Linked DNA regions of Homo sapiens: region 2 is linked to region 1. Evidence: read pairs that join two places in POLR2A ChIA-PET (ENCODE). Cell type or tissue: A673. All regions are shown on one strand. Each heading gives the region's core, and the rest is flanking DNA. Links, peaks and the distances in the headings are about the cores only. Region 1 overlaps PLEKHM2 (pleckstrin homology and RUN domain containing M2). Region 2 overlaps FBLIM1 (filamin binding LIM protein 1).

Region 1 (15,247 bases), core at 572-3,071:
TCCAATGGCCAGAAGGGAGTGGAACACAAGACAAGAGCACAGATGCCTGATCCTGATCTCAGGTTTAACCTCTTGGGACAAACGTATTCTCAAGTGTTTTCTGGAAGCAGTGGTAGAGATGGCCACAGCAGGCAAGATACATCAACCACACCAACAAGCATGTGCTCCTGGAGAGAGACCAACAATTCAGCTCCCACAACAAAAATAGCCTCTCTTCTCTGCAGCCCGGAACAAGCCTGGCAGGCCTGTCAGCCAGGACAAACCTCAGTCCTGCAGGGTCTTCCCTTCCCTTCCTCCCAGAGGCAGGCAAATCAGAGCACCAGAAGGAAAGATTTCTAGAGCTGAAAGAAAGAGGAATAAGCCTGCAAAAACTGCATAATCCCTCTCAGCAACAGCTGGAAACATTACTGCACACTTCAGTATTAAGTACGACCACACTGGGGTAGAGCTTTTTTTTTTTTTTTTTTTTTAATTTCAAAATCTGAGTAAATCTGAGATCAGAGAGCCTATAGACAGATGTTACAGCTGGAAGCATCCTTAGAGATCTAGTGCAATGTTCTAATTAAAAAACCAAAACAGGGCCGGGTGTGGTGGCTCACACCTGTAATCCCAGCACTTCGGGAAGCCAAGGCGGGTGGATCACGAGGTCAGGAGTTCAAGACCAGCCTGGCCAAGATGGTGAAACCTCGTTCTCTACTAAAATACAACAACTAGCTGGGTGCGGTGACAGGCACCTGTAATCCCAGCTACTCAGGAGGCTGAGGAAGGAGAATTGCTTGAACTCAGGAAGCAGAGGTTGCAGTGAGCTGAGATTGTGCCACTGCACTCCAGCCTGGGCAGCAGAGTGAGACTCTGTCTCCAAAAAAAAAAAAAAAAACAGGGCTGGGCTGCAGTGGCTCACGCCTGTAATCCCACCGCTTTGGGAGGCCGAGGTGGGCGGATCACGAGGTCAGGAGATCAAGACCATCCTGGCTAACATAGTGAAACCCCGTCTCTACTAAGCAAAATGCAAAAAATTAGCCGGGCGTAGTGGCAGGCGCCTGTAGTCCCAGCTATTCGGGAGGCTGAGGCAGGAGAATGGCAGGAACCCGGGAGGCGGAGCTTGCAGTGAGCTGAGATCACGCCACTGCACTCCAGCCTGGGCAACAGAGCAAGACTCCTTCTCAAAAACAAAAAACAAAAAACAAACAAACAAACAAAAAACAGAATATTATTCATTCTCTTGAATTATAATTCCCACATGGAAAAGAATGTGTATATTTGTGTATTTACAGAGACGAGGTTAAGTCCCTCAATATGGTTTTTAGTTAAGTGACAGGACCCAGGGCTGGAACTCAGACTCTTTTCTCAGCTAAGATACCTTTAAAGAAAAATTATTCTGAAAACATTTGTTCATTGTAAAAATGGAAGCAACACAGAGGTGTGTATAAAGAATAAAGGCCCCCTTGCTCCCATTTACTATTGCCAACAGCTTGGTGTGCACGTATCCCCCCAACTCTTTTCCTGTATACACAGACCTAAGAAAAAAAGAAAAAAAAGAAAGAAAGAAATAAGAAAAAAAGGAATGCCACGAGTGGTGGCTCATGCCTGTAATCTCAACACTTTGGGAGGCCCGAGGCAGGAGGATCGTTTGAGGCCAGGAGTTTGAGACCAGCCTCAGCCACATAGCAAAACGCTGTGTCTACAAAAACAAACAAACAAACAAAAAATTAAAAATTAGCCAGGCGTGGTGGCTCACACCTATAATCCCAGCACTTTGGGAGGCCAAGGCAGGCAAATCAGTTGAGGTCAGGAGTTTCAGACCAGCCTGGCTAACATGGTGAAACCCCGTCTCTACTAAAAATACAAAAATTAGCTGGGTGTGGTGGCACATTCCTGTAATCCCAGCTACTTGGGAGGCTGAGGCAGGAGAATCGCTTGACCCTAGGAGGTGGAGGTTGCAGTGAGCCAAGATTGCACCACTGCACTCCAGCAGGGGCGAAAAATAAAAATAAAAATAAGCTAGCTAGGCATGGTGGCATGCACCTATAGTCTCACCTACTTGGGAGGCTGAGGCAGGGTCAGGGGGAGGTATCCCTTGAGCCCAGGAGTTCAAGGTTGCAGTGAGCTGTAATGGCACCACTGCACTCCAGCCTGGAGCAAGAACTTGTCTCAAAAAAAAAAAAAAAAAGGAAAATAAGATCATGCTATATTCATTCTGAAACTTGTTTTGCCTTTAAGGTATATCCATGTATATTTCCATATCATTATGATGTACCATACTTCAACCATTGTTAAATATGGATATCATATCCAGTTCCTGGACATAGCACATAATATTGCAGTGACCATTGTGCAGTCCTGTGTGGATGCTTCTGTATGGTGAGTGCCTGCAAGGGGAACTGCTGAGCCAACAGACAAACACATTCACAATCTGCCTGGGTCCTGCCACCTGGCCGTCTAGAATGTCTGACTGATTTACACTCCGACCATGCTGGCCAACACTGCATATAATTAGTCTAATTTTTTCCAGTCCATTTGGTGAAAAATAGTACCTGTTTTAAATTGTACTTCTCTGATTAAAAGCGCAGTGGAACATCCATATTAGCCACGTGTTTCTCTTCTTCTAGGAACTAAGTATTCACAGCCTTTGCCCAATCTTCCACTGGCTGCTTGTGTTTTTGTTATTTGTTGCAGCTCTTTTTTTTTTTTTTTTTTTTTGAGACTGAATCTTGCTCTTGTTGCCCAGGCTAGAGTGCAGTGGCGTGATCTCGGCTCACTGCAACCTCTGCCTCCCAGGTTTAAGCGATTCTCCTGCCTCAGCCTCCTGAGTAGCTGGGATTACAGGCACGCGCCACCGTGCCCGGCTAATTTTGTACTTTTAGTAGAGATGGGGTTTCTCCATGTTGGTCAGGCTGGTCTTGAACTCCCAACCTCAGATGATCCACCCGCCTCAGCCTCCCAAAGTGCTGGGATTACAGGCGTGAGCCACCGCGCCCAGCCATGTTACAGCTCTTTAAGGATTTAACCTAATGTGTTGTTATATATTATTTTCCCCCCCGTTATCAATTGACCTTTAAACTTCACTTGTCATTTTTTTGCCCTATTGAGAAATTTTTAATTTTGATGCAGTCAAATCTACCAGTCTTTTCCTTTATAGTTTCCCATTTTTCCCAATGTAAGATTACAGAAGTGCCTTTTTTCTTTTTTCTTTTTTTTTTTTGAGATGGAGCCTCGCTCTGTTGCCCAGGCTGGAGTGCACTGGCACAGTCTCGGCTCACTGTAGCCTGTGTCTCCCAGGTTCAGGTGATTCTCCTGCGTCAGCCTCCCAAGTAGCTGGGATCACAGGCACCTTCGACCACACCTGGCTAATTTTTGTATTTTTTAGTAGAGATGGGGCTTTGCCATGTTGGCCAGGCTGGTCTCGAACTCCTGAGCTCAAGAGATCTGCCCACCTCAGCCTCCCAAAGTGTGGGGATTACAGGCATGAGCCACCACGGTTGGCCACAAAAGTGCCTTTTTTCTTTTATAGTTTTAGGACAATTTGATTTTGGTTTTTAGGTTTAGATCTTTTTTGTTTTTTCACTGCTGGTTTTTGGTCCCCTTATGTTTTTATTTATTTTATTTTATTTTTATTTTTGATAGAGACAGGGTCTCCCTATGTTGCCCAGGCTGCTCTCGAACTCCTGGGCTCAAGGGATCCTCCTGCCTTGGCCTCCCAAAATGCTAGGATTACAGGGGTGAGCCGTCATGCCCGGCCAGGTTCCCTTATGTTTAGATCTTTATATATGTCATGAGGTAAGGATCCAGCTTTATATATGGCATGAGGTAAGGATCCAGTTTCACCGTGTTGGCCAGGCTGGTCTCAAACTCCAGACCTCAGGTGATCTGCTTGCCTTGGCCTCCCAAAGTGTTGGGATTACAGGCATGAGCCACGGCACCCAGCCCTCGTATTTATTAATGTTAATTAATGGTCCAGCTCTTCCTAATCCTCTCACCTCAGCCTGCTGGGTAGCTGGAACTACAAATGCATGCCACTATGCCTGGCTGATCTGTGATGTAATATGCCCCTTTTAAAACTACTTCTTGTTGGCCTATTATATATTCCTGTGCTGGTCCTCCATTTAAAATTTTCACTTTATTCAGCATTTTGGTATGGGCAGAACAAGTCCACCCCAGCCCCCTCAACATTCTTTTTCAAAATTGTTTTGGTAGCTGGGTGCAGTGGCTTACGCCTGTAATCCCAGCACCTTGGGAGGCCAAAGCAGGCGGATCACCTGAGGTCAGGAGTTTGAGACCAGCCTGGCCAACATGGTAAAACTCTGTCTGTACTAAAAAAAATACAAAAATTAGCCGGGCCCCACCATGCCTGTAATCCCAGCTACTCGGGAGGCTGAGGCAGGAGAATTGCTTGAACTCGGGAGTTGGAGGTTGCAGTGAGCCGAGATCATGCCACTGCACTCCAACCTGGGCAGCCGAGTGAGACTCCGTTTCAAATAACAACAATAACAACAACAACAAAACTGTTTTGGCTGTTCTAGTACATTATTTTAATCAAATTTCACTACAATTTTCTTCTGGATTTGTACCAGAATTTTTTTTTTTTTTTTTTGGAGATGGAGTCTCGCTCTGTCGCCCAGGCTGGAGGGCAGTGGCGCGATCTCGGCTCACTGCAAGCTCCGCCTCCCAGGTTTACGCCATTCTCCTGCCTCAGCCTCCCGAGTAGCTGGGACTACAGGCGCCCGCCACCATGCCCAGCTAATTTTTTGTATTTTTTTTAGTGGAGATGGGGTTTCACCACGTTAGCCAGGATGGTCTCGATATCCTGACCTCGTGATCTGCCCATCTCGGCCTCCAAAGTGCTAGGATTACAGGCATGAGCCACCGCGCCCGGCTTGTACTAGAATTATACTGAATCCAGAGATCATTTGGAGGAGGAAATAATATTGCAATATTGAGTCTTCCTATCCAGGAACATGGAGTCTTTTCCCCATTTATTCAGGTCTTCTGTTATATCCTTTGGTAATTTTTATAGCTTTCTTTAGGTATGTCCTGCACATTTATTTCAAGGTGGCTTGCATATCTACACATGGTATTATGAGTTAGGAAGCAATCTGTGCCTTGAAACAATTTCTGCAAAAAGTACAGTACAAAGAGTGTATATGCCACGGTGGTGGAGAGAGAAGGCTCCGTAGGCAGGAAACCCGGGTCCAAAGTGTGGCTCTGCGACTACAGAGGTGGGCACCTTTGGCAAATTACTTAACTCTCTAACCCTCATTTTTTCTCATCTGCAAAATGGGTTATAAAACGACTATTTAGACCTGAGCTGTCCAATACAGTAGTCACTAGCCACATGTGGCTATTTAAAGACTTTGGGAGCTGGGTAGCAAAGCACATAAAGGTAAATAAACAGCAGTGGCACTCTCTTAGCTGTAATGAGGCTGCAGCTGGTAACCACCTCCCTCCCGCTCCAGTATCAGAAGGCTCTGAAAGAACAGGAGTGGAAGGAAAGCAAACATCGAAGAAATGAGGACCCCAGAACAGAATTAATGGGGTGAGTATAACAAATATAACCCAGCCTGGAAGCACAATCCTCATCTTTTATGCCAAATTACTCTTTGGTTGCACTCAATACCTGCTGGTAGAGCTAATACCCACTACAATTAGGGCCATGATTTATTGAGTGCACACTCTGTGCATCAGGACGGTGGCAGAGCTGTTAAGAGTGTGGATTCTGGAGTCGGACAACTTGGTTTGAATGCTGACTCTGCTACTCATTCACTGTGTGACCTTGGGCAAGTTACCTAACCTCTCGAAACTCGTTTTCCTTGTCTGTAAAATGGGCTTAGTAATAGGACCCTCCCTATAGGTTGCCATGAGGGTTCATAATGCTTATACTATGTTTACCAAGTACATGATACATCGTAAACACTTAACAAATGTTAGCAGCTATGATGACGATGACACACTTTTCAAACGTAATTTAATCACCACCGCAGCCCCGTAAGTAGGTCACAGAGCTAGTAAGGGGCAGAGACAGATTTTAAACCCAGGTCTTTTCATCAAACCTGGGTTGGAGGTCCCAGAACGAATAATGTATGTAAAATGTTAGACTCTAGCCAGGCATGGTGGCTCACAAGTATAATTCCAGCTCTTTGGGAGGCCAGTGAAGGAGGATCATTAGAGGCCAGGAGTTTGAGACCAGCCTGGGCAATATAGCAAGACCCCATCTCTATTTTAAAAAACTTTTTTGTAAAGTTAGACTCTATTTAAATCCCCTCCTAATACGTTTTAGGGGAATCCAAGAAAGAAAAATGCCGTTCCGGACCGGGCACAGTGGCTCACGCCTGTAATCCCAGCACTTTGGGAGGCCGAGGCAGGTGGATCACAAGGTCAAGAGATCGAGACCATTCTGGCCAACATGGTGAAACCCCATCTCTACTAAAAATACAAAAATTAGCCGGGCGTGGTGGTGTGCACCTGTAGCCCCAGCTACTCGGGAGGCTGAGGCAGAAGAACTGCTTGAACCAGGGAGGTGGAGGTTGCAATGAGCTGAGATCGTGCCACTGCACTCCAGCCTGGCGACAGAGCGAGACTCCATAAAAAAAAAGAAAAAAGAAAAATGCAGTTCCCTCTCTTTTAAATCATGAGAACTGGCCAGGTGCAGTGGCTCACGCTGGTAATCCCAGCACTTTGGGAGGCCGAGGCAGGTGGATCACTTGAGGTCAGGAGTTCAAGACCAGCCTGGCCAACACAGTGAAACCCCATCTCTACTAAAAATACAAAAATTAGCTGGGAATAGTGGTGGGTGCCTGTAATCTCAGCTACTCGGGAGGCTGAGGCAGGAGAATCACTTGAACCCAGGGGGTGGAGGTCACAGTGACCTGAGATCACGTCACTGCACTCCAGCCTAGGCGACAAGAGCGAGACTCCATCTCAAAAAAATATAAACTATGAGAACTAAAACCCCATGGTAGACATGAGCTCAGAGTCTTCTCCAGTTCTGCTTCTTGGAAGACAGACCAAGGAGAGCAGCCAGGGTGGCTTCTCTACCAACAGCCCTTGCTGGTACAGTCTCTGTCCTTTGGCCCCACACTGGCATCTCCCGAGTGAGGATGTGTCTTGTCAGTTTTAAAAAAAGCTGCAGCTGCTCCAGGAGGGGCTTTCCCCACTTCTGGGAAGAAGTTCATTCTGCTGATCAGACTGCCAAGTGGTTCTGAGTGTTTCCTTTCTGTTCATGTGGATTTTGGGGAAAGGCAGAAAATCTCAGAATTCGTGGGAGTCTAGGGCAGGGTGGCTAGGGGACCACCTCCAAGTTTTGTGTGTAAAGTTTTATTGGAACACAGCCACTCCCATCGGCTCACGTGTCACCTGTGGCTGCTTTTGTGCTATGACGGCAAGTGGAGCAGTGTTTTTAGAAACAGGTCTCACTTTGTTGCCCAGGCTAGAGTGCAGTAATGCTCACTGCAGCCTCAACCTACCGGGCTCAGGTGATCCTCCCAGCTCAGCCTCCCAAATAGCTGAGACTACAGGTATGTACCACCACACCTGGCTAATTTTTTTTTTTTTTGTATTTTTTTTGTAGAGATGGAGTTTTGCTATGTTGTCTAGGCTGGTCTTAAACTCCTGAGCTCAAGTGATCCTCCTGCCTTAGCCTCTCAAATTCTAGGGATTACAGGTATAAGCCATGGTGCCCAGCCCAAAGCCTACACTTTAAGCACTCTTTTTTTTTTTTGAGACGGAGTTTGTCTCAGAGACCGCATGGCCTGTACAGCCTGAACTATTTAGCACCTGGCTCTTTACAGAAGAAGCATGCTGGCCCTCGGTCTGGAGCCTGCAGCAGAGGTGGCAAGGAATGCACACTTGTGATAGGCTCGGCTGAGGAGCTGCCTCTTGCTCAAAGCTCAGTTCAGCAGTGGCCAGAAGGGAAGGCTCAAGCCGTGAAGGGTCACATATTTCAACACACAGTTACTGAGCACCTGCTATGTACATATCAGACACGGTGGCAGAGATAAATTAGTGCAAATGTATAATACGGCATCAGGGAGTAGTAAGTGCTATGAAAAAAATGAAGCAGGGTGTGGAAATCTGTTATAAATACGGAGCCCCCAGAGGGAAAAAAATAAATACAAAAGCCGGGCACAGTGGCTCACGCCTGTAATGCCAGCACTTTGGGAGGCTGAGGCAGGTGGATCACCTGAGGTTAGGAGTTCGAGACCAGCCTGACCAACGTGGTGAAACCCCGTCTCTATTTAAAATACAAAAAATTAGCCAGGCATGGTGGCGCACACCTGTAATCCCAGCTACTCGGGAGGCTGAGGCAGGAGAATCATTTGAACCTGGGAGGCAGAGGTTGCAGTGAGCCGAGATCGTGCCACTGCACTCCAGCCTGGGCAACAAGAGCAAAACTCCAACTCAAAAAATAATAATAAAAACAAACAAACAAATAAGGAGCCAAGAAGATCTCCCTGAGGAAATGGCTATTGTGGCATCCGGGGGGAAAGTATTCCGGTTAGAGGAACAGCAGGGGCAACAGTGAGGAGCCTGGTGTGGCTGGAGCTCAGGGAGTGAGGGGTGAGCAGCATGAGATGAGGTCAAGAAGGCAGCTGAGGGCCGGATCATGCACAGCCACACAGGCCGTGCGAGGGGCTTTGCGTTTCATTACCAGTTTGATGGGAAGCTGTTGGCAGGTGAGAACAGGAAAGTACATAACTCGATGTCACTATTACAAAGCTGCTATAGCTTCTTGCTTGTTTTTTGAGACAGGGTCTTGCTCTGTCACCCAGGCTGGAGTGCAATGGCGCGATCTTGGCTCACTGCAGCCTCTGCCTCAATCGATCCTCCCACTTCAACCTCCCGAGTAGCTGGGACTGCAGGTGTGCGACACCACAGCAGGCTAGTTTTTCTGTTTTGTAGAGATGGGGTCTCATCATGTTGCCCAGATTGGTCTTGAACTCCTGGGTCAAGCAATCCACCCACCTCGGCCTCCCAAAGTGCTGGGATTACAGGCGTGAGCCACCAGATCCGGCCTTGCCATAGTTTCTGTATGGTGAGTAGACAGACTGTGAAAGGCCAGGGTGGAGGCAGAGGCTGGTTAGGAGGCTAGCAGCCCCGACAATGGGAAAATGGGGGCTGGGAGCTGGCTACAGTGTAGAGGACAGGAGAAGGGGTCAGATGCAGGGTCTGAAGGCAGAGCCGCAGAGATTTAGCGATGGATTAAATGTGGGGCATGAGGGAAAAGGAGGAGCCAGCAACAGTTCTGAGGTATGGTCTGAGCAGGTGGACGGCAGCCGTTTCTGGATCAGGTGGAGTTCAGCTCTGGCATAAGTTCAGAACACCTATCCGACATCTATGTGGAGGCCGGGCACAGTGGCTCACGCCTATAATCCCAGCGCTTTGGGAGGCCGAGGTGAGTGGATCGTCTGAGCTCAGGAGTTGGAGACAAGCCTGGGCAACATGGCAAAACCCTACCTCAGCAAAAATACAAAAAATTAGTCGGACATGATGGCACGATACACTTGTAGTCCCAGCTACTCAGGAGGCTGAAGTAGGAGAATCGCTTGAGTCTGGGAGGTAGAGGTTGCAGTGAGCCAAGATTGCACCACTGCACTCCAACTAGGTGATAGAGTGAGACCCCATCTCAAAAAAAAAAAAAAAAAAAAAAAAAAAGATATCTACGTGGAGACATCAAGGACACAGCTGTGGAAATGGATCTGAGGTTCAGGGGCAGGGGGGGTGCCGCCAGCCACTGAAAGCCGTGAGTGTGCAGCAGGAGGAGCGTCTGAGTACTGAGCCGCCAGGGCTGCGTTAGACCAGGGGTCCTCACCCACGCAGCCCAACAATGCCCGGGCCCCTTTCCAGACCAATGACATCAGAAACTCTGGAGTCAGGGCACAAGAAGCAGCACTGTAACACTCCAGGTAATCCTGATGCCTGGCCCGGGCTGAGGATCACTGTCTTAGACCACGAAGGCACAGCCAGCGAGGTGGGCAGAAAACGTGGGCAGTATGTGCTCCAGAAGCCCAGTGAGGAAAGTTTCCCAAGGGCAGGTGTGGTCAGTCGCCAGGGTCATGGCAGCAGGGGCCTAAAAGGGAGGTGCTGGGACCATGAGGAAAGCACATGGGCGCAGGGGCGGGGGCAGCAGCCTGATGGGCACTCATCACGGAGGGCAGGAGCTTGTGTGGATCCCGCATCAGCAAATGAGGCATTTAAACATGACAGTGATGAGGCAGCTGGAACTTGAAACAGCAAATATTTGATGATATTGAGGAAAAGTTATTGTGAATTTTTTGTAATATTGGGTCATGTGAGAAAAGAATCCTCATTTTTTAACAATACGTACTGAAATATTTATGGATGTCTGGAAATCTGTTTCAAAATAATAGAGGGCTGGTGGTATAGACTGTCCGGTGATGATACGAGCTGAACATGGGGCTTCGGTATGCCATTCTGCCTATTTTGGGTCAGAAGAGGGGGTGAGGGAAGTGGAAGAACAGAGAGGAAGAGGAAGAAAGGAAGGGAGGAAGGGAGGGAGGGAGGGACGGAGGGAGTGGAGGAAGAGACAGTAAATACAGAAAATCCCTTTGACCGGTTTTGCCAAAAGAGTGGCAGGAAAAACAGGGTAGAGTAAAGAAATAAAGTCCTTGCCCAGGAAAGACAGGATGGGACCCCTCTGGCCACAAAGGAGAGTCCACAAGCAGGTGGGCCAGTATGCTCCATGGTGGGAGGATGAAAAAGTTGTCATCAGAAGAAAATTCAAAAGTAAGCAAGGTCAGCTGAGAATGAAGAGAGAGATTCAGATTTAAGGTAAATTTTTAAACATGGTGGTTCCCTAAGGTCCACGGACTCTGAGGCCTCTGTCTCAAAGGCATGTTCCCAGACCACGCTCTAGACCTGCTCAGCTGCTCTCCTGTCCCTGCTGCTGATTTTTCGGTTGTGCTCAGGCACCAGGGCCGGGAAAAGCTAGCTCAGCTCATCCCAGACTCTCCCAAAGCCAGGAGCACAGGGCTCCCAGGCGCTCTGGGAAGGCTGGGCGTCACAAGACTGCTTCGGGGAAGTGTGGGTGGTACACTCCAACAAGCCAAGAAATGCCTGACTCAGAGAATTTTAATCAGGGTGAGTCCCACTCTCTGCTCTGAGCTGCCACAGCCCGGCCTTCTCTGTCCCGTCTCTCTCTGATCTTCATACACCCACAAAACAATTTCTAGTACTATGGTTGATACGAAGAAATCCTTCCAGATTGGTCTCTAATAATTAACTCAAAGGTGGCTGTGAAAGACGATAAACAGCCAAATGAACATAAGACAGTTCCAAGTGACGTCCTTCCTTTCTCCCTCGTCAGACAAGGTCAAAAAGAGGCTGCAACCCTGCCCAGCCCAAAAGAGGGGCGATCTGGATTCTAACTCTGCTGTCAACTCGCAAGTTATACTAGGGGAGCAGGGGTCACACTTCCCTATTTACAGAGCAGGATAAAAACGCCTGCTCCAACAACAGGAGAGGCTGGACAGATGGCTGTAAGCGTGCCTGTTTAACTGCCTGGCCACTGTGGGGCTCCACCGCTGTGCCTGCCCCATCCCTGCTCAGCCACCGCAGACACAGACCTAAGGATACCTAAGAAACCTTGCCCGGCCCGGCCTGGCCTGGCAGGTTCGACTCTCCTGTGATGCCCAGGGAGAAGGCCGCCAGGTAACAGCAGCCTCCCTGTGGGCTCCATGGAGACCAAACGTTATTTACACAAGAGTGTTTGGAAGAGCCTCAGCAGGACAGGTCTAGGAGGTGGAAATCCAAAAACAGAATAGACCCCACCTGAGGGCTGGGCGCTGTGGCTCACGCCTGTAATTCCAGCACTTTGGGAGGCTGAGTCAGCGGGAGTATTGCTTGAAGCCAGAAGTTTGAGACCAGCTGGGCAATATAGCAAGACCCTGTTTCTAGCAACTTTTTTTTTTTTTAAAGTTAGCTGGGCGTGGTGGTGCATACCTATAGTCCCAGTTACTCGGAAGGCTAAGGCAGGAGGATTGCTTGAGCCCAGGAGCTGGAGGCTGCAATGTGCCATGATCACACCTCTGTACTCCAGCCTGGGCAACAGAGTGAGACCCTGCCTCGAAAAAAAAAAAAAAAAAAAAGGCTGGGCACGGTGGCTTATGCCTGTAATCCCAGCACTTTGGGAGGTCAAGGTGGAGAGATCACTTGAGGTCAGGAGTTCGAGACCAGCCTAACCAATATGATGAAACCCCATCTCTACTAAAAATACAAAAATTAGCTGGGCGTGGTGGTGCACATGCCTGTAATCCCAGCTACTTGGGAGGCTGAGGCAAAAGAATTGCTTGAACCTGGGAGGCGGAGGTTACAGTGAGCTGAGATTGTGCCACTGCACTCCAGTCTGGGCAACAGAGCAAGGCTACATCTCAAAAAAAGAAAAAAAAAACCCACCTGAAGAATGGGTGGATTACCACCCACCTCACCTCCAATCACCTCTTTAAGGATTACATCCACGATGGCCACAGCTAAATAAGCTCATCTCAACCTCCGAGCCAGACTGCACTGCAGGGGCCCTCTTGGTCCACTGAGTCCTGGAGGCTGCCCCTCACATGGCGATGCTGTAGGTACAAGGTGGGTGAGGACGCGTCCCATGGAAAGTGACATGCCACTGCCCACCTTGCGTCTGGGAATTCTACTCACAGCATGGTCACTGGTTGGGCAAACTGCCCCTCTGGTCTCACAGACATTCCTCCCTTACAAGGCAGATCCCCAGGGGAAAGGTGGAGCTCAAGCTACCTGCTGTCATTTACCTTTGGGCGACCCGTCCGTATCAGTGACAGCTGGAGAAGGGCCATGTGGTTGCAACTACTGAATGTCCCTTCAGGGAGGCCACCATAACGACTACCCCCCCGAGCTTGCATCAGCAGTTTGCTGCAGCTTCAGGCGCAGCCTCTTGTGAATGTAAGGGAAGGGCCAGTGCTCGACATCCATCCCCTCAGAAAGACACAGGGAGCAGAAAATAAACAAACAAGTGAGGCAGGCAGGCTGGGGTCTTTTTTCTTTTCTTTTTTGAGAGGGATTCTCGCTGTGTTCCCCAGGCTGGAGTGCAGTGGCGCAATCTCGGCTCACTGCAAGCTCCGCCTCCCGGGTTCACACCATTCTCCTGCCTCAGCCTCCCAAGCAGCTGGGACTACAGGCGCCCGCCACCACGTCCAGCTAATTTTTTTTGTATTTTTAGTAGAGACTGGGTTTCACCGTGTTAGCCAGGATGGTCACGATCTCCTGACCTCGTGATCCACCTGTCTTGGCCTCCCAAAGTGCTGGGATTACAGGCGTGAGCCACCGTGCCCGGCCAGCTGGGGTATTTTAAGTCTTAGCCAAGCTTCCTAAGACTAATAATACCTTTTTTTTTTCTTTTTTCTTTTTTTGAGATGGAGTTGTGCTCTTGTTGCCCAGGCTGGAATGCAATGGCACGATCTTGGCTCACTGCAACCTCCGCCTCCCAGGTTCAGCCGATTCTCCTGCCTCAGCCTCTCGAGTAGTTGGGATTACAGGCACCTGCCACCATGCCCAGCTAATTTTTTGTATTTTTAGTAGAGATGGGGTTTCACCATATTGGTCAGGCTGGTCTCAAACTCCTGACCTCAGGTGATCCACCTACCTCGGCCTCACCAAGTGCTGGGATTACAGGAGTGAGCCACCGCACCCAGCTAATAACATACCCCCACCCCCTTTTTTTTTTTTTTTTGAGACAGAGTTTCACTCTTGTTGCCCAGGCTGGATTGCAATGGCATGATCTCGGCTCACTGCAACCTCCGCCTCCTGGGTTCGAGCGATTCTCCTGCCTCAGCCTCCTGAGTAGCTGGGATTACAGGCGTCCACCACCAACATGGCTAATTGTTTTGTATTTTTAGTAGAGACAGGTTTTCACCATCTTGGCCAGGATGGTCTTGAACTCCTGACCTCATGACCTACCTGCCTCGGCCTCCCAAAGTGCTGGGGTTACAGGCGTGAGCCACCGCGCCCAGCTAATAACACCCCATTTTCATGTGATCCAAGGAATAAATCACTACTGCCAGCAGCACTTCTGCAGAGACTCTCCTCTGCGATCTAAGACAAGGCTGGGTGCTGGCCAGGGCTGAGGAATTTCATTATCGAAGAGCAGAAGAGCCCTTAGAAACCATTTGGTTAGGAAGCAGAGTTTCCTGGGGCCTCCCATTCAGTAAGAATGTCCTGCCCTGTGCAGAAGGGTGTGTGAAGGGAGTTGGAGTTAAGGAGAGGGAGAGGGAGAAGTTATCAGTGAATGAAACTGACTACTGAATGTAATGAAAATCAGAAAAATAATCACTTAGCCACAACCCTCATTTTATAGGCAGGGAGACCGGAGCCCAGGGAGACAGGGGCACTTCCTGCACACCCTAGCTCTGGCCAGCGTCCTACTACTGTACTGCAGAGTCTTGGCCAGGTGTGCTCACACACAGGGGTAGCTACTTCTGGAGCTCCTTCTGCTTCATCCCACCTGGAGATAAAGCAGTCAGGACATCAGCTGCCACCACCCCAGAAGTGCTCATCCGAGCCTGGGTGACAGAGCGAGACCCTGTCTCTAAAAATAAAATTAAAAAAACAAAACAAAACAAAAAACTGAGCAGGGCAGAGCAGCAGGGGCCATGGGCTATCCCCAGGGCTTCAGCGATGGGGCTCTGCAGGATTTAGGGGACCACATCAGGAATGTCCCAGTTGCTTCCCTCCTAGACAACATGAGATGTCAACAGAGGCTTCAGCTGCTGGGTGCCTGCCGCTTCACCAGCCCCAGGGAACTGCAATGCTTCCGATGTACACTGCTAATTTTATTTTTGTTGTTTTTTTTTTTTGAGATGGGGGCTCACTATGTTGCCCAAGCTGGAGTGCAGTGGCTCATCACAGGCACAATCATAGTGCACTACAGTCTCGAACTCCTGGGCTCAAGCAATCCTTCCACCTCAGCCTTCCATGTAGCTGGGACTATAGGCGCACACCACCATGCCCAGCCTACTCTCCTAGATTAATATATTTATGTAATATAATAATAGAGATGGAGTCTCACTATATTGCCCAGGCCAGTCTTGAACTCCTGGGCTCAAGCGATCCTCCCACCTTATCATCATACCCGGCCCACTCTCCTATTTATTTATTTTAATAATAGAGATGTGGTAAAGACACATGCACACATATGTTTATTGTGGCACTATTCACAATAGCAAATACTTGGAACCAACCCAAATGTCCATCAATGATAGACTGGATTAAGAAA
Region 2 (15,247 bases), core at 6,003-8,502, 76 kb before region 1:
CCTCCCCTCCCTTCCCATTCAGAGACCACTCTGGGGAACAGAGGCCACCGGCCAGCTGCTCTTAATTCCACCTCATGGGATGCCCTGCAAGGGACCCCACCACCTCCTCTGGCCTAAAGGAGCTGTCATAAACACCTGATGAAGGAAGCGTTGCAAGGTCATTTTCATTTTCAAAAGAAGGTAAAATCATGACTCCCACACAGATAGAAAATGAATAGGTATTAGCCATTTTATTTAACTCATAAGGGAGCCAGGTGATGTTATAACCAGCTCAAAAGGGCAGCTAAGGGCCGGGCACAGTGGCTCACGCCTGTAATCCCAGCACTTTGGGAGGCCGAGGCAGGTGGATTGCCTGAGGTCAGGAGTTCAAGACCAGTCTGGCCAACATGGTGAAACCCCGTCTCTACTAAAAATACAAAAATTAGCTGGGCATCATGGCATATGCCTGTAATCCCAGCTACTTGGGAGGCTGAGGCAGGAGAATCGCTTAAACCCAGGAGGCGGAGCTTGCAGTGAGCTGAGATCATGCCACTGTGCTCTGCTCCAGTCTGGGTGACAGAGCGAGACTCTGTCTCAAAAAAAAAAGGGGGGACAGCTAAGAACAGTCACATTCATAGGTCAGGAATATTGAAATGAATGTGCAAATGAAAACTGGTTTTTCAACAAGAAAGCGAGGGAGAACCTCTACTAGACAGGGCAATATATCATTTACCTATAATTTACAGAGCTGTAAAGTCGCTCAAAGACAATAAAAGGCTAGAATCTGATAACCAGGAAGGGTGTGCTGGGTGTAGATAGTGCATTATTTTCCACTGAATCACATACATTTTTTTCTGCAGAAGGAAGGTTATGAGCAGGGTACACTCCAGAGTCTCTCTAATCTGATGCTCACTCTCTGAGAATTAGTATGAGTCATACAGGATACAAGGACCTTTCTGGATGGATTGGGAAAATTATATGTCACTTACAAGCAAGAGGCCTGCAGTCTAAACTCCCCCTCTTAAGATGCAGGTCTTGGCCTGGCGTGGTGGATCACACATGTAATTCTAGCACTTTGGGAGGCCAAAGCAGGAGGATCACTTGAGCTCAGAAGTTCAAGAGCAGCCTGGGCAACATAGAGAGACCTCATCTCTAAAAAAAAAAAAAAAAAAAAAAAAGATGCAGGTCTTAGCTGGGCACGGTGGCTCACTCCTGTAATCCCAGCACTTGGGAGGCCGAGGCAGGAGGATTGCTTGAGGCCAAGAGTTCCAAATCAGCCTAAGCAGCATGGTAAAACCCCATCTTTACAAAAAATTTAAAAAATTAGTCAGGTGTGGTGGTGCATGCTTGGGGTCCCAGCTACTTGGGAGGCTGAGGTAGGAGGACTGCTTGAGCCCAGGACATCATCAAAGCTGCAGTGAGCTGTATTTGCACCACTGTACTCCAGCCTGGGCAACAGAGTGAGACTGTGTCTCAAAAAAAAAAAAGATGCAGAGATGCAGAGCTCCAGACATTAAAGGTTTTTTCAGTTGGACATTGGCACCTGTGTTACACGATGGGTTCTGAAACATTCTAGAATATGGATTTCTGAAGTGGGTCTGTAGTGGAGGACTATAGAATTTTCACTGGACCTGCTTTGATCCTGTCTCTGCTGTGCGGCCTTGTGCAGTTATACCAGCTCTCTGATGTGCAGCTTCCTCCTCTTTGGCAATGTCAAAATTGCTACTTCATAGATTATTTTGTTACATAAACTGTACATTAAAGTGAGGAGAACATTTTTTGGAAAATGTTCTCAGTCCCTGCAATTCTTCCTCATCAGCTCAGCCTCCTCCCCTCTCCCCATCCCCCCATTCAATTCCCGGTTCCCACCATTTGTCTCTCTAGCAGGGTAGGGAGGGGCTTGGGTTGCCCTGGAGGGGCTGGCCTGTGGCCTGTGCTGGGTGAAGTTCACACCTGGGTGTGCCCTCGGGAAAGGGGCCTCTGGGGACAGGGTGACCATCAGAAAGGCTCAGGGCTCCCAGTGCACCATGCTGTCCTTTGTCCCAGCTCTGATTCTGTGCTTACTGTGCCCAGGTTCCCAGGTATGGAATTGCAGGGTAGCAGCATGGGGACTTCCAGGTGGGCCCCTCCTAGCAGGTGGGGGTTTGAGCCAATGAAGAATTCAGTCTGCTGACACAGGTCTCCCTCCAAAAGGGCGTGTCTCTAGGACAGAGGCAGCAATTCCACAGCCATATCACTCACTTTCTAGTTTTTTGTTTTGTTTTGTTTTGGAGAGAGGGTCTCGCTCTGTGGCCCAGGCTGGAGGGCAGTGGCGTGGTGCGATCTCAGCTTACTTCAACCTCTGCATCCCAGGCTCAGGTGAATCTCCCAACTCAGTTTCCCAAGTAGCTGGGACCACAGGTGCTCACCACCACGCCCGCCTAATTTTTCTTTTTTTCTTTTTTTTTTTTTTTGAGACGGAGTTTCGCTCTCGTTGCCCAGGCTGGAGTGCAATGGCGTGATCTCGGCTCACCACAACCTCCGCCTCCCAGGTTCAAGCAATTCTCCTGCCTCAGCCTCCCGAGTAGCTGGGATTACAGGCATGCACCATCACGCCCAGCTAATTTTGTATTTTTATAGTAGAGACGGGGTTTCTCCATGTTGAGGCTGGTCATGAACTCCTGACATCAGGTGATCCACCCGCCTCGGCCTCCCAAAGTGCTGGGATTACAGGCATGAGCCACTGCGCCTGGCCCTGCCTAATTTTTCTATTTTTAGTAGAGATGGAGTTTCTCCACATTGCCCAGGCTGGACACTCTTTCTTTTTCTTTTTTTTCCACCAGTTGTCAAGTGATCCTTTATTGAAATATTTTCCTTTCTGCTTCTTAACTGGCTGGGCATTCCACAGCACCACTGTTGATGTCATCTATGATGTCATGAGGGTAGCGGCCATCAACATTACAGCCCACAGACTGGGCAGTCCCCAGGATCTCTTTAATGGTTCCAGAGAGTTCCCTGGCTAAAGATCGGTGCCACGTGTGTCAAGCAATGTTGACGATCTCATCAAAAGTGATATTCCCACTGTGTTTAATGTTTTTCTGTTTCTTTCTGTCTCTTAGTGGTTCCCTGAGGGCTTTGATGATCAGGGCAGAGGCAGAAGGCACCACCTCAATCTGGGCCTGTCTGTTCTGAATGGTCAGTTTCACTGTAATCCTCAGGCCCTTCCGGTAACCCGTTGCCTTGGCAATGTTATCACCAACCTTTTTTGGAGACAGACCCAGGGGGCCGATCTTGGGGGCCAGCGCAGAAGCAGCGACTTCACCTCCAGTGCACCTCAGGTATACAACTTTGATCTCTCTGGGGTCAAACTTCACGGCATGGTGGAGGTGGCTGGTGTGGGATGAACCCGGATTCGGGACAACCGAAGAAAGTTGCACCTTGGTCTCCTTCTCTTTTTTTTTTTTTTTTTTTTTTTTTTTTTTTTTTTTTTTGAGACAGAGTCTTTCTCTGAGAGAGAGTCTAGCTCTATCGCCCAGGCTGGAGTGCAGTGGCATGATCTTGGCTCACTGCAACCTCCGCCTTCCGGGTTCAAGCGATTCTCCTGTCTCAGTCTCCTGAATAGCTGGGACTACAGGCACACGCCACCATGCCCGGCTAATTTTTGTATTTTTAGTAGAGACGAGGGTCTCACCATATTGGTCAGGCTGATCTCGAACTCCTGACCTCAGGTGATCCACCGGCCTCTGCCTCCCAAAGTGCTGGGATTACAGGCGTGAGCCACCGTGCCTGGCCCAGGCTGGACACTTTCTAGTTTTGCAATCTGTTCTCTCCTCTCAGCCTCACTGCCACCCTGCGTGGTGCGTGGGCCGGAATGACCCTTCCCCTCTTGCAGTTTGGAGAAGTTGAGGACCCGTGTGAACCCTGAAATCATTCATGCCCGGGCTCCCCGTTCGCCAGCCCATGCTGCCCTCTAGTGGTTGTGTGCGCACCTGCCTTTAGGGAGTCCAGGACAGCCGGGACAACCAGCTCATCTGCAGACAGCAGTGGCCAGCCTTCCCAGGCTGCGCAGGGGACCCTAGGCAGGGACCGTCCCCCTCAGGACCCTTCCAGCACTGCATGCCTTCACCAGCTCCTCTTCCTGTCTCGCAGCATCTGGTTTAGATGCATAGATAGATGTATTATATACGTATATTTTAATTGTGCTAAAATACATGTAAAATTTACCATCGCAACTAACTGTACGGTTTCATGGCATTAAGTACCTTCACACTGTTGGGCAACCATCACCACCATACATCTCCAGAACTATTTTTTTTTTTAAGACAAAGTCTTACTGTGTCACCCAGGCTGGAAGCGCAGTGGTGCAATCTTGGCTCACGACAACCTCTGCCTCCTGTGTTCAAGTGATTCTCCCACGTCAGCCTCCCAAGTAGCTGGAACTACAGGTGCCCGCCACTCCACCTGGCTAATATTTTATTTTATTTTATTTTTGAGACAGACTCTCTCTCTGTCGCCCAGGCTGGAGTGCAGTGGCGCGATCTCGGCTCACTGCAAGCTCCGCCTCCTGGGTTCAGACCATTCTCCTGCGTCAGCCTCCCGAGTAGCTGGGACTACAGGCGCCTGCCACCACACCCGGCTAATTTTTTGTATTTTTAGTGGAGACAGGGTTTCACCCTATTAGCCAGGATGGTCTCAATCTCCTGACCTCGTGATCCGCCCGCCTCGGCTTCCCAAAGAGCTGGGATTACAGGCGTGAGCCACCGCGCCCGGCCCCTACCTGGCTAATTTTTGTATTTTTAGAGAGACAAGGTTTCACCATGTTGGCCAGGCTGGTCTCGAACTCTGGCCAGCTTTTTTTTTTTTTTTTTTTTGACAGGGTCTCACTCTGTCACCCAGGCTGGAGTGCGACTTCGACCTCCCAGGCTCAGATGACCCTCTTACCTTAACCCCTAGAGTAGCTGGAACTACAAGCGCATGCCACCATGCCTGGCTAATTTTTTGTAGAGACAGGGTTTTGCCATGTTGCCCAGGCTGGTCTTGAATTCCTGGGCCCCAGCGATTCGCCTGCCTTGACCTCCCAAAGTGCTGGGGTTACAGGCGTGAGCCACTGCGCCCAGCCTCCAGAACGCTATTCTCCTTCCCAAACTGAAACTCTGCCCCCATTAAACACTAAGCTCCTCATTCCTATTTCCCCCCAGTTCCTGGAAACCTCTGTTCTACATTGTCTTTATGAATCTGACTAGATACTCATATAAGTGGAATCATACAGTGTCTGTCCTTTTGTGTCTGCCTATTTCACTGAGCACAATGTTGTCAAGGTGTATTCACATTGTGGCATGTGTCAGAATGCCATCCTTTTTTTTTGTTTGTTTTTTTGAGATGGAGTCTCACTTTGTTGCCCAGGCTGGAGTGCAGTGGCACGATCTCAGCTCATCACAACCTCTGCCTCCTGGGTTCAAATGATTCTTCTTCCTCAGCCTCCCCAGTAGTTGGGACTACAGGTGTGTGCCACTATGCCTGGCTAATTTTTGTATTTTTAGTAGAGACGGGGTTTTACCATGTTGGCCAGGCTGATCTTGAACTCCTGATCTCGTGATCCGCCTGCCTCAGCCTCCCAAAGTGCTGGGATTACAGGTGTGAGCCACCACGTGTGGCCTTTTTTTTTTTTTTTTTAGACGGAGATCTCGCTCTGTCACCCAGGCTGGAGTGTAATGGCACGATCTCGGCTCACTGCAACCTCCGCCTCCTGGGTTCAAGCGATTCTCCTGCCACAGCCTCCTGAGTAGCTGGGATTACAGGCGTGCACTACCACAGCTGGCTAATGGCTAATTTTTGTATTTTTAGTACAGATGGGATTTCACCATTTTGGCCAGGCTGGTCTCGAACTCCTGACCTCAAGTGATCCACCTGCCTCAGCCTCCCAAAGTGCTGGGATTACAGATGTGAGCCACCGCACCCAGGCTGCCATCCTTTTTAAGGTTGAAGAATCTTCCATTGTCTGGAGAGACCACATCTTGTCATCCGTTCTTCTGTTCATGGACACTTGGTTCCTTCCCCCTTTTGGCTATTGTGAGTAATGCTGATATGAACATGGGTGCACAAATATCTCTTTGAATCTAGAGAATATATTTTATCTTTGCCAGTAAGTGTACCCAAAGGGAAGGGAAATCATCTTTGCCTGGGGTGTTCTGATTGTGCCTACATGTGGCAGGCGCCCTCCAAGTGAGAGCAGAGAAAAGGATGAAAAGAGGAATGAAAAGAAGAATGAAGGTTGGTTGGGAGGGTTGGGGTGGGGGAGGTGAATACACACTATTGAGTGCTCCCTAGAAGCATCCCCTTATGGAATGGAATGATTTTTACATGGGCAGCCCGAAAAGCAGAGGCATCTCCTAGAATTTCATCCAGGTAACACCCCTCCAAATACACTCAAACAGAAGCATGCTAGGACATGAGGAATTACAACAAGGCTATATATACACACACACACACACACACACACACACACACACATATGCATATATATACACATATACATACATATATACATATATGGACATGTATATACACACATATACATATATATACGCACACACACATATATATGGTTTTTTTGTTGTTTGTTTATATGGTTTTTTTGTTGTTTTGTTTTGTTTTTTGAGACGGAGTTTTGCTCTTGTTGCCCAGGCTGGAGTGCAATGCCGTGATCTCGGCTAACCACAACCTCCGCCTCCCAGGTTCAAGCGATTCTCCTGCCTCAGCCTCCCGAGTAGCTGGGATTACAGGCATGCGCCACCACACCTGGCTAATTTTGTATTTTTTGTAGAGACAGGGTTTCTCCACATTGGTCAGGCTGGTCTCAAACTCCCAACCTCAGATGATCCGCCCTCCTTGGCCTTCCAAAGTGCTGGGTATATAGGCATGAGCCACCACGTCTGGCCTAAGAAGGTTAAAGTCAAAAGCAACACCACTCAGCAGCTGTCCTGAACACGCATCTCAGGGCCACCCACACAAATGAGAATGTCTCCTGCAGCTGCTGCTGCGTCGCCCCCAATCACAGCTGTAGATATAAAGGGATCGAGTCACTGAACCATACAATCACCCCGCTTTCTGACAGCACACATCCAGAGCAAACCCACACTTCCTTAAATCTTTCTCCAAATCCGATACCAGCACTAACACTGCTTTTGGAGATGCCCTGGCTTCCCCGTGCTGTGTGGCCTCCCTTGCCACAGCAAGCATAATAAACCCAAATTTGTTGACTGCAGGCGTGTTCCTGGTGGTCTGATTGACAGGCATCAACGTGACCATGGAGGGAGTGACGGCTAGAGAATTTCAGGGTTCACAAGATGAAGCCAGTGACTCATGAACTAAGCTGAAATCTCTCAGCCTAATACTTCCCTTTCTCTCACAGCAACTCTCCATGATAGATTAGAACTGTTCCAACTTGGCTGGGCATGGTGACTCACGCCTGTAATCCCAGCTATTTGGGAGGCCAAGGTGGGAGGATTGCTTGAGCCCAGGAGTTTGAGACCAGCCTGAGCAACATAGTGGGACTCCATCTCTATTTATTTATTTATTTATTTTGAGATGGAGTTTTGCTCTTGTTGCCCAGGCTAGAGTGCAATGGCGCGATCTCAGCTCACTGCAACCTCCACCTCCCAAGTACAAGGGATTCTCCTGTCCCAGCCTATCAAGTAGCTCATATTACAGGCATGTGCCACCAGGCCCGGCTAACTTTTTTGTATTTAGTAGAGATGGGGTTTCATCATGTTAGTCAGGCTGGTCACGAACTCCTGACCTCAGGCTATCTACCCGCCTTGGCCTCCCAAAGTGCTGGGATTACAGGCATGTGCCACCGTGCCTGGCCTCTTTTTTTTTTTTTTTTGAGACGGAGTCTCGCTCTGTCACCAGGCTGGAATGCTATGGCGCAATCTCGGCTCACTGCAACCTCCGCCTCTCAGGTTTAAGCAATTCTCTTGCCTCAGCCTCCTGAGTACCTGGGATTACAGGTGCGCACCAACACACCCAGCTAATTTTTTTGTATTTTTAATAGAGTCGGGGTTTCACCATGTTGGCCAGGATGGTCTTGATCTCTTGACCTCGTGATCTGCCTGCCTTGGCCTCCCAAAGTGTTAAAATTACAGGCATGAGCCACCACGCCCGGCCTCTATTTTTATAATACATTTTATATATATATATATATATATATATTTTTTTTTTTTTTTTTTTTTTTTTTTTGAGATGGAGTCTTACTCTATCACCTAGGCTGGAGTGCAGTGGCGCAATCTCAGCTCACTGCAGGCTCTGCCGCCCAGGTTCAACCGATTCTCCTATCTCAGCCTCCCAAGTAGCTGGGATAACAGGCGCCTGCCACATCGCCTGGCTAATTTTTGTATTTTTAGTAGAGATGGGGTTTCACCATGTTGACCAGGCTGGTCTTGAACTCCTGACCTTGTGATCTGCCTGCCTCGGCCTCCCAAAGTGCTGGGATTACAGGTGTGAGCCATCGCGCTCAGCCAATAAATAAAATGTTTTAAACTGCTCCAGATGAGAACATCAAGGCTGAGGGTTACTAACTTGTCCACGCTATTGAGTACAGAGATAGGTCTGAGATCTGGGTGGCCTGTCACCAAGCCAGTGCTCTTTCAGGCCAACTCTTTCTGGGCCTGTGCTCACCAAGTGAGCCCAGGGGTCAGTGTGCAAGCTTGAAAAGGGAGAGCAGCCTAGTTATGTGCAGGGAGCACGCCCTGGGGGTGTTTTTTTTTTATTTTTGAGACAGGGTATCATTCTGTCACCCAGGCTGGAGCGCAGTGACACAATCACGGCTCACTGCAGCCTCGACCTCCTGGGCTCAGGTGATCCTCTTACCTCAGCCTCCCAGGTAGCTGGGACTATAGGTGCACACCACCGTGCCCAGCTCATTTTTCATAGAGACGGGGTTTCGCCATGTTGACACGGCTGGTCTCAAACTCCTGAGCTCAAGCCATCCACCCACCTCGGCCTCCCAAAGTGCTGGCACTGCACCCAGCCTGACTGTTGATTCTTATTTTTTTGAATCAGTCTATCACCCAGGCTGGAGTGCGGTGTTGTGATCTCAGCTCACTGCAACCTCTGCCTCCCAGGTTCGAGATTCTCCTACCTCAGCCTCACGAGTAGCTGGGCCTAGAGGCAAGCACCACCATGCCCAGCTAATTTTTGTATTTTTAGTAGAGGCGGTGTTTCACCATGTTGGCCAGGCTGGTCTGAAACTCCTGGCCTCAAGTGACCCGCCCACCTCAGCTTCCCAAAGTGCTGGGATCACAGGCATGGGCCACCACGCCCGGCATGAGTGTTAATTCTTAAAGCATTTGGCAGCCCTACTGAGGCTCCTGCAGCCAACCCCATCAGTGGTGGCCTGTGTCCAGGAGAAGCACACCCAGTGAGTTGGCCGGCCCCAGTGCTGGGCATGAGGCAGGAAATGAGCCCCTCCATCTGCTGAGCTGAGCCCCAGCACTCTTCGGACACTCCCGCCACAGCGAGCAGATGCCCAGGGCTACTACCAAACGCCAGCGTTTACCTGTGTGAGAGCCTACACACAACATGGAAGAGCTTCTAACACTTATGCATTTATTTTCATGTGTAAGAAGAAAAACGTAACTAGCACGTGAACATGACTGCATGGATACACGGCTCAGCACGAGGCTAAAGTCAGAAGTGAGTGAAAACAAAATAGCATGTTGATTTAAGTGAAATAACAGAACAGGAGGCCTTTGGTTATAACAATTGTGGAGGTGGTCTGTGAATGCAGAAGTTCGGGACTCCCTGCTCTAGGCTCAGGGCAAGACGCTGTGGTCTGGGCCGAAGCCCCTGGGGTTCTACAGAGAAGCCTGCCCAGTGCACGGCCCCTGTGGCATTCTCGTGGGAGCGTGTGAGACCCCAGGGAGGGAAGCACATTCTGTTTAACTTGTCCGTGCCGTACAAAATGTCTTAGAAGTGATAAAGCAACAATGATGATTCTCCTTCAAAGGGAAGAAGAATCTTCCAGGTGTGGTCTTGAGGACGCAGAGGTTACAACACAGGCTGGGCTGCAGGGCCCAAGTAGGACTTGAGGTCATAACCAGAGGACTGAAGGGACACCTGTCCTGGCACCATACTGGAGAAGTGCTTGTTTGTGTTTGGGGGAGAGGGGGTGCATGGCCCAAGTCAAGGCTGAAGGAGGAACGCTTGGCCCCTGCACCCTGTTCCCAGCATATACCAGGCTCTCACCCCATGCCTGCTGACTCAACACAGCACCCGGGAGGTGCCGCCAGAAGGCAGGTCGGGGGATGCTGACATCCCGGGGTGTCTGCGGACCACCCTCTCCTCTTGGGTCTGGGCCCTGGCCCCACTTTGCACCACACATTCCAGGGCGGGGAAGTCCATGGCTGTGCCCCAACTGGGTCCCATTCCTGTACATGTGCGAACCAAGGGGGTGTTTGCTATTATGCTCCCCACTAAATCCAAAGAATGTTGGTTCCCATCATTTCAACCTCAACATTTTCAAAAAGCACTTTTTTTTTTGGAGACAGAGTCTCGCTGTGTCTCCCAGGCTGGAGTGCAGTGGTGCCATCTCAGCTCACTGCAACCTCTGCCTCCCGGGTTCAAGCAATGCTCCTGCCTCAGCCTCCTGAGTAGCTGGGATTACAGGCGCACGCCACCACACCCAGCTAATTTTTGTATTTTTAGTAGAAACGGGGTTTTGCCGTGTTGGCCAGGCTGGTCTCAAACTCCTGACCTCAAGTGATCTGCCTGCCTTGGCCTCCCAAAGTGCTGGGATTACAGGCATGAGCCACCACATCCGGCCTAAAAGGCACTTTTTTTTTTTTGAGACGGAGTTTCCCTCTTGTTGCCCAGGCTGGAATGCAATGGTGCAATCTCACTGCAACCTCTGCCTTCCAGATTGAAGCAATTCTCCTGCCTCAGCTTTCCCCAGTAGCTGGGATTACAGGCACCTGCTACCATGCCTGGCTAATTTTTGTATTTTTAGTAGAGACAGGGTTTCACCATGTTGGCCAGGCTGGTCTTGAACTCCTGACCTCAGGTGATCCACCCACCTTGGCCTCCCAAAGTGCTGGGATTACAAGCGTGAGCCACCATGCCCAGCCTCTAAAAGGCACTTTTTAAGGGACCTTGGAGTTTGTCCTCAAACAGCTCAACCCCACAGGCGAGGCTGGTCCTAGCACCCCTACCAGACAGCTAGTCAGTGAGAGGGGTCCAACCTCCCCCAGCTTTTCCCTGGAAGTGGGGCAGGGTCAGCAGGGAATTCTGGGGGTGAAGCTCATGGTCCAGGAGCCTTCTGGTGCCCAGAGGGTAGAGGAGTGGAAGGCCTGGGGGTGCTCAGCCCCACTGTATCCTGGACAGGCTGGGCCGGCTTGCAGGCTGGTCTCCATGGAGGCTCAGAAGGAAAGTGTGCAAGAGCAGGTTAGGAAGGGAAACCAAGTCAGGGAAGGGCCCCAGCCGGGGCTAGTGGTCTGTTCACTGCCCAGCGGGCACTCTCAGCAGCACCCCGCAGCACTCCGCTTCACATGGCATGGCTTGCAGAAGAGATGGTTGTTCAGGGGGTAGCAGCCTTGGTCCGTGGGCTCGACAGACAGGAGGATCCTGCAGTCCTGGGGAGACAAAGACACATGCTGACCCGCCCTGGGCCTGGGCGCTGCCTGCACAGGGGAGGGACTCACTTGGCATCTGCCGAATAAACCAACTGCATGAGTGGATGCCCTTCCTAAGTGGGAGGAAGGAGGCTGCTCACTGCTGCCCTCCCAACACCCGGGCCAGGTCTCCATAAGGGAAGATGAGACACAGACACACATGGAGGCTTTAATCCACGTGGAGGCGCCGGTGAGGACAGACATTCACCGTCAGGAGAACTAAGGACACCTGGGGAAGTCCCCTGAGGGTTCAGGGAAAGTTGGGGCTAGAAGAGTCTTAATAGCTCCTTTATTATTTTTTAAAATTTGTTTTTATCATTTATTTATTTTGAGACAGTCTTGCTCTGTCGCCCAGGCTGGAGTGCAGTGGCACGATCTTGGCTCACTGCAACCTCTGCTTCCCGGGTTCAAGCGATTCTCCTGCCTCCCAGGTAGCTGGGATTACAGGCGTGTGCCACCACACCCAGCTAATTTTTGTATTTTTAGTAGACAGGGTTTTGCCATGTTGGTCAGGCTGGTCTCGATCTCCTGACCTCAAGTGATCCGCCCACCTTGGCTTCCCATGCTGGGATTACAGGTGTGAGCCAGTGCGCCCGGCTTCAATAACCCCTTTAGAACATAAATTCTGGGCGGGCGCGGTGGTTCACGCCTATAATCCCAGCACTTTGGGAGGCTGAGGCGGGCGGATCACAGGGTCAGGAGATAGAGACCATCCTGGCTAACACGGTGAAACCCCATCTCTACTAAAAATACAAAAAACTAGCCGGGCGTGGTGGCGGGCGCCTGTACTCCCAGCTATGTGGGAGGCTGAGGCAGGAGGCAGGAGAATGGCGTGAACCCGGGAGGCAGAGCTTGCAGTGAGCCGAGATCGTGCCACTACACTCCAGCCCGGGTGACAGAGCGAGACTCCATCTCAAAAAAAAAAAAAAAAAAAAAAAAGAACGTAAGTTCTACGAGACAGGAACCCTGTTTAAGGCCAAGTCCCCATCCCAGCACAGGCCATGGGTATCTGCTGATGAGTGCCTGAATCTAGTCCAGTCCCTTCATTTCACAGGTGGGATACCAAGGTCCAGGGAGGAGTGGGCTCTGCCCCAGGTCACACAGCTGGTTCTGGAGCTGGGACCAGACTGGGTCTCCAGGATCTGGCTCCAGGGGCCTTTCTGTGACTCCACAGCCCACACAGCTTCAACACCAGCACAAACATTAATATTTTCTATTTTTCAAATCACCAAAGGATTTCAGAATGAGGAACACAGGGACTCGGGGCCCAAATTCTACCAACGTCACTGTTCTGCCCCAGAAACCTCACCTGGGCACATGCTAGAGAATAACAGGGGGGACAATTTGCGCGCAGAGACTTGGTTCTGGGCACCCTTTGGAAGCTGCACTGATCCCACAAAAGAGTCCTTATAGGGGGCCAGGCGCAGTGGCTCACGCCTGTAAGCCCAGCACTTTGGGAGGCTGAGGCGGGCGGATCATGAGGTCAGGAGTTTGCGACCAGCCTGGCCAACATGGTGAAACCCCGTCTCTACTAAAAATATAAAAATTAGCCGGGCGTGGTGGTGGGTGCCTGTAATCCCAGCTACTCATGAGGCTGAGACAGAATTGTTTGAACCCGGGAGGAGGTTGCTGAGATCGCGCCACTGCACTCCAGCCTGGGAGACAGGGCAAGACTCCGTCTCAAAAAAAAAAAAAAAAGAGTCCCTATAGGGACTACTTTGGGGTCACAGGTGGCCCTCCTTATGCAGTAGGGACCAGGGTCTGCAATCTGCCTTCCTCCATGGCCAGCTGGGTGAGGCACCCCTGTGTGTCTCCTCCCTACAAGGCCACTTGAGTCTCTCAAGTAGACCATGGGCTATACAACTGCACCATCTGTGCCACCTGTTTGGCACTGTAAGAACACATGCCAGAGGGCCACATGAGACCCCTCCTAAATTAGAACCAATTGGAAGAAACACCTTATCTACCACCAAGTCTCACAACCTCTGCAAGGCAGCTGTGCGGTGGCTGAAACCTCACTGAACCCAGCCCACACAAGCATGGCTGGAACCACTTTTCTGAGACTGTTTGCCTGTTTCCCATCCTTTTTTTTTTTTTTTTTAAGATAGAGTCTCACTCTGTCACCCAGGCTAGAGTGCAGTGGCATTATCATGGCTCACTGCAGCCTCCACCTGTCAGGCTCAAGCAATCCTCCTGCCTCAGCCTCCAGAGTAGCTGGAACTACAGACAGGTACCACCATGCCTGGCTAATTTTTAAACATTTATGGTAAGATGAGGTCTTACTGCGCAGGCTGGCTTCGAACTCCTGGGCTCAAGTGATCCTCCTGCCTCAGCCTCCCAAAGTGCTGGGATCACAGGTGTGAGCCACCACACCCCACCAGTTTCCCCATGTGAAATGGGGACAATAAATCCCATCTCACAAGACTGTCACTAGGATTAAACAAGGTGATGTCAATGAAAGCATTTTATAAATTAAAAAATACTACCTACAGGCCAGGTGCGGTGGCTCACACCTGTAATTCCAGCTCTTTGGGAGGCTGAGGTGGGCGGATCACGAGGTCAGGAGATCAAGACCATCCTGGCTAACACAGTGAAACCCCATCTCTACTAAAAATACAAAAAATTAGCCAGGCGTGGTGGCAGGCGCCTGTGGTCCCAGCTACTCGGGAGGCTGAGGCAGGAGAATGGCGTGAACCCGGGAGGTGCAGCTTGCAGTGAGCCGAGATTGCACCACTGCACTCCAGCCTGGGCGACAGAGCGAGACTCCGTCTCAAAAAAAAAAAAAAAAAACAATACTACCTACATATAAAAGTATTGTTATCCTTCCAACAATAGTCATAAATAATATGGACCCCAAAGCAAGTAGAAATGGTGAGATGTGGGTGTGGGCAGTGCAGGGAAACCCATTTTTCTTCTTAGTTAACAGCACTCAACTCCTTCCAGGCTGCTGCAGTTCAAGAGCCTCATTATTTTTTTTTTTTTTTTTTTGAGACAGAGTCTTGCTCTGTTGCCCAGGCTGGAGGATTAGAGTGCAGTGGCACAATCTCTGCTCACTGCAACCTCTGCCTCCAGGTTCAAGTGATTCTCCTGCCTCAACCTCCCAAGTAGCTGGGACTACAGGTGTGCGCCACCATACCCAGCTAATTTTTTTTGAGACAGAGTCTCACTCTGTCTCCAGGCTGGAGTGCAGTGGTGCAATCTCGGCTCACTGCAACCTCTGCCTCCCGGATTCAAGAAATTCCCCTGACTCACCCTCCCGAGTAGCTGGGACTACAGACACACGCCACCACACCCAGGTAATTTTTGTATTTTTAGTAGAGATGGGGTTTCACCTTGTTGGCCAGGATGGTCTCCATCTCTTGACCGCCTGCCTCAGCCTCCCAAAGTGCTGGGATCACCAGCATGAGCCACCATGCCTGGCCAAGAAGCCTCATCTTCTGACACATAACTGCTGGAGTCCAAATGCCGACTTACTACACCACCTCGGCCAAGTCATCAAGGACTACCGGGGGGGTTTATTCGCTTCCTGGCCAGGCTCAGGAAGGTGCCAGTCACTGCTGGAACTCGTGAGGATGATGTTGGGGATAACAGCACTTAAACTTCCTCACTGGGCTTTCAAAATG

Evidence for each region. ChIA-PET counts read pairs that join two places held together with the same protein. Peaks named below come from ENCODE experiments on the same cell type or tissue, not always from the same donor. Only the 100,000 strongest peaks of a DNase experiment are listed, where the experiment ranks them.
Region 2: POLR2A ChIA-PET joins it to region 1 with 10 read pairs; 5 of 35 experiments call an interaction of 5 or more read pairs at or near these places.

The regions. Positions count from the first base shown.
Region 1 is chr1:15,699,572-15,714,818 of GRCh38, reverse strand. All of the region lies in intron 1 of PLEKHM2 (pleckstrin homology and RUN domain containing M2), which reads right to left. Among named protein-coding and RNA genes, the nearest start is that of PLEKHM2, 23 kb to the right of the region's middle. In A673, for the core only: no CTCF peak of the experiment used is centred there; no DNase peak of the experiment used is centred there.
Region 2 is chr1:15,780,886-15,796,132 of GRCh38, reverse strand. It overlaps FBLIM1 (filamin binding LIM protein 1), which reads right to left. Exons shown (of 9, transcript NM_017556.4): 9 at 9,544-11,585. The coding sequence ends at 11,472. It also overlaps the pseudogene RPL12P14. Among named protein-coding and RNA genes, the nearest start is that of UQCRHL, 19 kb to the left of the region's middle. RefSeq lists enhancers at 3,856-4,356, 8,213-8,977, 8,978-9,742. In A673, for the core only: no CTCF peak of the experiment used is centred there; a DNase peak (open chromatin) is centred at 7,322.